2 separate regions of the Homo sapiens genome follow, and region 1 is linked to region 2. Evidence: read pairs that join two places in POLR2A ChIA-PET (ENCODE). Cell type or tissue: Panc1. All regions are shown on one strand. Links, peaks and the distances in the headings refer to the core of each region. The heading gives the core; the rest is flanking DNA.

Region 1 (2,932 bases), core at 256-2,755, 64 kb before region 2:
ATTTTAGAACTGATGAAATACTGTAAGTAAGTGGAGATAATATTACCATGTTTGAAGTTTGGAAGACATTGTAAAGATGTCAATTCTCTTCATATTAATCTGTAGATTTAATGTAATCCAGCAAAAATCTCAACCATGTTTATGTGGAGTTTGAAAAAGCAGCTTTTTAGGTAAATGAAAAAGAAGCCCAAAAGCAGCCTGTATACTCTTATGAGAATAAGGTGGGAGGACTTTGTGTACTAGATATCAAGCTATAAAGTATACTACAGCAATTAAAACAGTGTTTTACTTGTGCAAAGACTGACAAACAGACCTGTGTAACCCATACTCATAAGGTCACTTGATTTGTGGTAAAGGTGGTACTACAGAGTAGTGAGGAAAGGATGATGCTGAAACAACTGAATGTCCTTACTGGGGAAAATAAAAAGAAGTAAGATTTCTACTTCATAGAAAATGAAGAAATCAGTTCCAAGTGGAGTAAAGTTCTAAATGGAAAAAGAGCTTTAGAAGATAATAAAAGGGGATATATTTATGACTGGATAGAGAAAATTTCTTAGTCAAAACCCCCAAAATACTAATGTTAAGAGAAAAGATAGTGGCTCACTCTTGTAATCCCAGCAGTTTGATTGGCTGAGGCAGGAGGATGGCTTAAGCCCAGAAGTTCAAGACTGCATGAGCTATGATTGCACCACTGCCCTCCAGCCTGGGCAACAGAGCGAGATGCTGACTCTTAAAAAGAGGCCGGGTGTGGTGGCTCACGCCTGTAATCCCAGCACTTTGGGAGGCCAAGGCGGGCGAATCACGAGGTCAGGAGATTGAGACCATCCTGGCTAACACGGTGAAACCCCATCTCTACTAAAAATACAAAAAAAAAAAAAAAAAAAAAGAGAAAATAAATTGGACTGGACTACATCAAAATTAAGAAATTCTGTCATAAAAAGACACATTTAAGAGCATGAAAAGCAAAAACAGTTGTTCTGGATGTCTTTTATGTACAATGATGATGAATAAATTGATATGCTTTTATCAAAATGGTTAGTATTCTACTATATATTAAAATAGTAATATTAATTTTTCTTGAATTTTACAAAGAAAAAATTTGAAATTATATTGAAGCATCCACTGAGTACTTACTGTGTCCCAAGCACTGGTTACTGTTGTGTTTGGCAGTTCTTTTTACTAATCCTTTATTGGATATGTGGTTTGCAAATATTTTCTCCCACTCTGTGGCAGGTCCTTTCGTCCTTTTAACAGAGTCTTTCATAGAGCAAAAGTTTTTAATATTGATAAAGTCTAATTTATCAATTATTTTTATAGATCATGCCTTTGGTATCAAGTCTAAAATTTCTTAATCTGTAGTTTCACCTCTCCCTTTTTTTTTCTTGTCTCTTGTGTTCCTTTAACAAACCCTAGTAGTCCTCAATATAACATCTGAATTACAGGTTGATATATTGTAATAATACACAGAAAATATCAAATAAGTATGTTTATGATTCAGATTTTACTTTCTGGTACTAGAAGATATTTTATGGTCGTTTTATACTGCCTAAACTTGGAATCAAAGAATCCTGGTCTTTCATTGGAAAATGATATGTAGAGATCATCATCTATGTTCCTACAGACCAGATGTTACTAACTTTTTATTTATTTATTTATTTATTTATTTATTTATTTATTTATTTATTTATTTATATATTTTGAGATGGAGTCTCGCTCTTTCGCCCAGGCTGGAGTGCAGTGGCGCAATCTCGGCTCACTGCAAGCTCCGCCTCCCGGGTTCACGCCATTCTCCTGCCTCAGCTTCCTGAGTAGCTGGGACTATAGGCACCCGCCACCATGCCCAGCTAATTTTTTTTGTATTTTTAGTAGAGACGGGGTTTCACCATGTTAGCCAGGATGGTCTCGATCTCCTGACCTCGTGATCCACCAGCCTCGGCCTCCCAAAGTGCTGGGATTACAGGCTTGAGCCACCGCGCCCAGCCTGTAATTAACTTTTTAAATATAAAAAGTCACAAATCTACACTCATATTTTCCGTGTAAGATTATGGAATTTTTACTTGAAGTCTTTGATTTTATACTTGCGTCTCTTTACGTCTGTGCAGAAAACCTTGGTTCCTAAGATGATAATTGCTTTATCATATAACCTACCTACAATAGTTTCAGGTTTTTTTTTTTTTTTTTTTTTGAGATGGAGTTTTGCTTTTTTTACTCAGGCTAGAGTGAAATGGCGTGATCTCGTCTCACTGTAACCTCTGCCCCCCAGGTTCCAGTGATTCTCCTGCCTCAGCCTCCCTAGTAGCTGAGATTACAAGTGCCTGCCACCACGCCCGGCTAATTTTTGTATTTTTAGTAGAGACGGGGTTTCGCCATGTTGGCGGGGCTGGTCTTGAACTCCTGACCTCAGGTGATCTGCCTGCCTCAGCCTCCCAAAGGGCTGGGATTACAGGCGTGGGCCACTGTGCCCGGCTAGTTTCAGAACTTAAATACCAACTTTACTACTATACAATAAGACTTCTAAATGCAGCTTAAATTTTGTTTATATTTTCTTATAGAATGTATCTCATAAGAAATGTACAGTCAAAATATTGTTTTTTTTTTTAAAGTCACTTGTAGTCACTATTTTCACCTATTCTGTTACCAACTTGACATACAACCAGATTTCAGTGTTTTCTTTTTTTCAATTTTGGGGAGGATTGCTTCTTTTTCCCTTGTTTAGTTTAATTTTGTGTTTTAGTTATGCAAAAAATTACTAATTTTTTAGTAATTTTTATGTACATTTTAAGATAACAGGACATTCTGTTTCTTCTTCTGTTATCTTCCTTTGTGGATAGATGACCATTTTCTTTTTATTTTTGGGGTTATTTTGAAAATATTAGATATGTATATATTCACCCTTATGCAAAAGTTAGCATATTCTAGATATTGTTCTATA
Region 2 (2,932 bases), core at 322-2,821:
GGTTGTTCCTTTTTATTGCCAAGTAATATTCCTTTGGCTATGCCACAGTTTACTTAGGTATTCACCTGCTGCTAGACTTTTGTATTGCTTTCAGTTAGGGGCCATTAAGAATAAAGTTGCTATGAATATTCATGTAAAAGTCTTGGTGCAGACAGATGTTTTCATTTCTCTTGGGTAAGTACCTAGAAGTGGAATTACTGGGTCTTATGGTAAGTGTATATTTAACTTTATAAGAAACTGGCAAATTTTTTAAAAATGACTATGCTATCTAACATCCCTAGGGCTAACACCATTGTGAATTCAGTTGTTCCACATCATTTTTAACACTTATAAAAAAGATGCAGTATTTTAAGCCGTTTTGAGTATGTAGTTATAGCTGTGCTTGTAGTTTTCATTTGCCTGATGTGATGTTGGGCATTGTTTCATATGTGTATTGGCCATTTTTATATCTTCTTGTGAGATTTCTGCTCAGATATTTTGCTTGATTTCAAATTGGGTGGTCATCTAATTGAGTTAAATTTAAAAGTTAATAATAGTTCATCTTTTCCCAAATGTATATTCACTTGCTCCATCATCATTTCTTAAAAAGACTATCCTTTTCCGATTTAATCGCCTTGGCTCCCTTGTCAAAAATTAATTGACCATATGCATATAGATCTACTTCTGAGCTCTCATTTTCCCCCAGGGATCTGTATGTCTGTCCTTGTGCCTTTAAGACAGTCTTTATAAGATTGAAAAAGAACAAAATGGCAAGATTTACACAAACAGTTGTTTTGGCTATTCTAGGTCCTTTATATTGCCATATAAATTTTAAAATCAGCTCATTAATTTCTGGCCTAAGAAAGCCTGTTAGGATTTTGACTGGGATTTTGTTAAATCAATAGATTAGGGAAAATTGACATCTTAACAACATTGAGTCTTTCACTCACGAGAGAGTGGGTCTCTCCATTTATGTGGACCATCTTTAAAGTTGTTTTGTAGTTTATGTAAGTCAGACATATATTGTTACATTTATCTCAAGTATTGTATGTGTGTGTGTGTGTGTGTGAGAGAGAGAGAGAGAGAGAGAGAGAGAGAGAGAGAGAGCGAGAGCGACTGAGACTCGGTCTGTCGCCCAGGCTGGAGTGCAGTGGCATGATCTCTGCTTACTGCAACTGCCACCTCCTGGGTTCAGGCCATCCTTGTGCCTCAGCCTCCCAAGTAACTGAGACTACAGGTGTGCACCACATGCCTGGCTAATTTTTGTGTTTTTAGTAGAGACAGAGTTTTGCCAGGTTGGCCAGGCTGGTCTCGAATTCCTTGTCTCAAGTGATCCGCCCACCTTGGCCTCCCAAGGTGCTGGTATTACAGGCATGAGCCACCACACCCAGCCTTTATGCTTTTTTGAAGCTGTTGTTTGTAGTATTATATAAATTCTTCATTGCTAGTACGTAGAAATAGAATTTTTATACCTTGATCCTAAATCATAAGACCTTGCTTAAACTTCAATAAATAGTTCTAGTAGCCTTCTTTGCATATAGCTTCAGGATTTTCTATGTATAAAACCAGGTAGTATGCAAATGAAAACTTTAATTCCCCCTCCCCCAGTCTGTATCCTTTTTCCCTCCACACTTTAATGTCCTGACTAGGACATCTAATAGAATACTTACTTTATGTTGGGTCTCTGGAGGTCATTTTGTTATTTTTGAATCTCAAGTGTCCATTATCTGTCTTTTCATATGTGAACTACTTTATACCAGCAACTAAATTAAGTAATTTGTATAAGACATACTGCTTGTAAGTAAAAAGGAACTAACAAGCCACTGTGTTGTAAAAATCAAGTTTGTTGATTCAGTGTTGGCAATTCAATAACAGTAAGTTAAACCCAATAACCAAGTTGGCAATTACTATTCTCTGTCATGTATTTACAAAAACATTGTCAGTTTATCATAATGTGGCTGTTCGTTCCCAGTTTTGGTGTCAATAAATAACTTAAATAGAAGTTTTTAAATGTTGATTTAAAAAGAAGCAAATAAAATAGCCAAAATAGAAAAGTCAAAATAGGAAAATCTTAAATGTGTTCAATATACTAATGATCTTTTATTTCTTCCTTAGGTTAATGCCTTAGATAAGAAAACGTGTATCATTGTTCATTAGTTATTATAGAATAATAGTTACATCAACTTACATATCAATTGTGTTTATAAACAAGTAAATATTTTTACCAAAAAAAAAAAACAAAACCCACGGGGCGGTAAAATTTAGGTCTATTTCTTATTCATTATAGTATATTTAAAGCTATAATCATCATTTTTTTAGATAGAGATAGGGAAGCACCAGAGTATAGTTGAGGAACTTGGGTTCTGGAATCAAACTGCCTTGCTGAAAATCCTAGTTCTTTCACTAGCTGGCAGATGACCTTGGGCAAATTACTTACCTTTTCTGAACTTCATCTGTGAGTAAGGAAAATGCGCTTACCTCATAGCAATATTTTGTGACCATTAAGTGAGATAAATCATGTAAAGACCTTAGAGTAGAGCCTAGCACAAAGTAAGTGTTGAATAAATATAAGCATAAATTATCTAATGATTAACCTGAACTCCATAAAGTTTGTAGAACTATCTGACTGGTAATCTTTATTATGTCCACTATTGGTGAACATGTCATATGAGATAGTTTTATATCATTTTCTTAATATAGAGGAATAGGTCAGATATAAAAGCTAAAGCCAAATATACACATTAACATATATACGTACACAAAAATTGTTATATTTTGTTGAATGGATTGCACCTTGGGCCACATTATTTCTTCTATTATTTAACTCCTTAATTATGTGTTAAACTGTGAGTCTCACCTTTTTTGCAAAGATGTAGAGAAGGTATCAGTAATGGAATCTTTATATTCTGAAAATAAATATAACAGGTGGTTATGTTTTACTTGTGTTATTTCA

Evidence for each region. ChIA-PET counts read pairs that join two places held together with the same protein. Peaks named below come from ENCODE experiments on the same cell type or tissue, not always from the same donor. Only the 100,000 strongest peaks of a DNase experiment are listed, where the experiment ranks them.
Region 1: POLR2A ChIA-PET joins it to region 2 with 22 read pairs; 2 of 35 experiments call an interaction of 5 or more read pairs at or near these places.

Annotation. Positions count from the first base shown.
Region 1 is chr11:20,439,625-20,442,556 of GRCh38, forward strand. All of the region lies in intron 10 of PRMT3 (protein arginine methyltransferase 3), which reads left to right. It overlaps LOC124902808 (a long non-coding RNA gene), which reads left to right and starts at 1,946. Exons shown (of 2, transcript XR_007062965.1): 1 at 1,946-2,932. In Panc1, for the core only: no CTCF peak of the experiment used is centred there; no DNase peak of the experiment used is centred there.
Region 2 is chr11:20,503,661-20,506,592 of GRCh38, forward strand. All of the region lies in intron 15 of PRMT3 (protein arginine methyltransferase 3), which reads left to right. Among named protein-coding and RNA genes, the nearest start is that of SLC6A5, 94 kb to the right of the region's middle. In Panc1, for the core only: no CTCF peak of the experiment used is centred there; no DNase peak of the experiment used is centred there.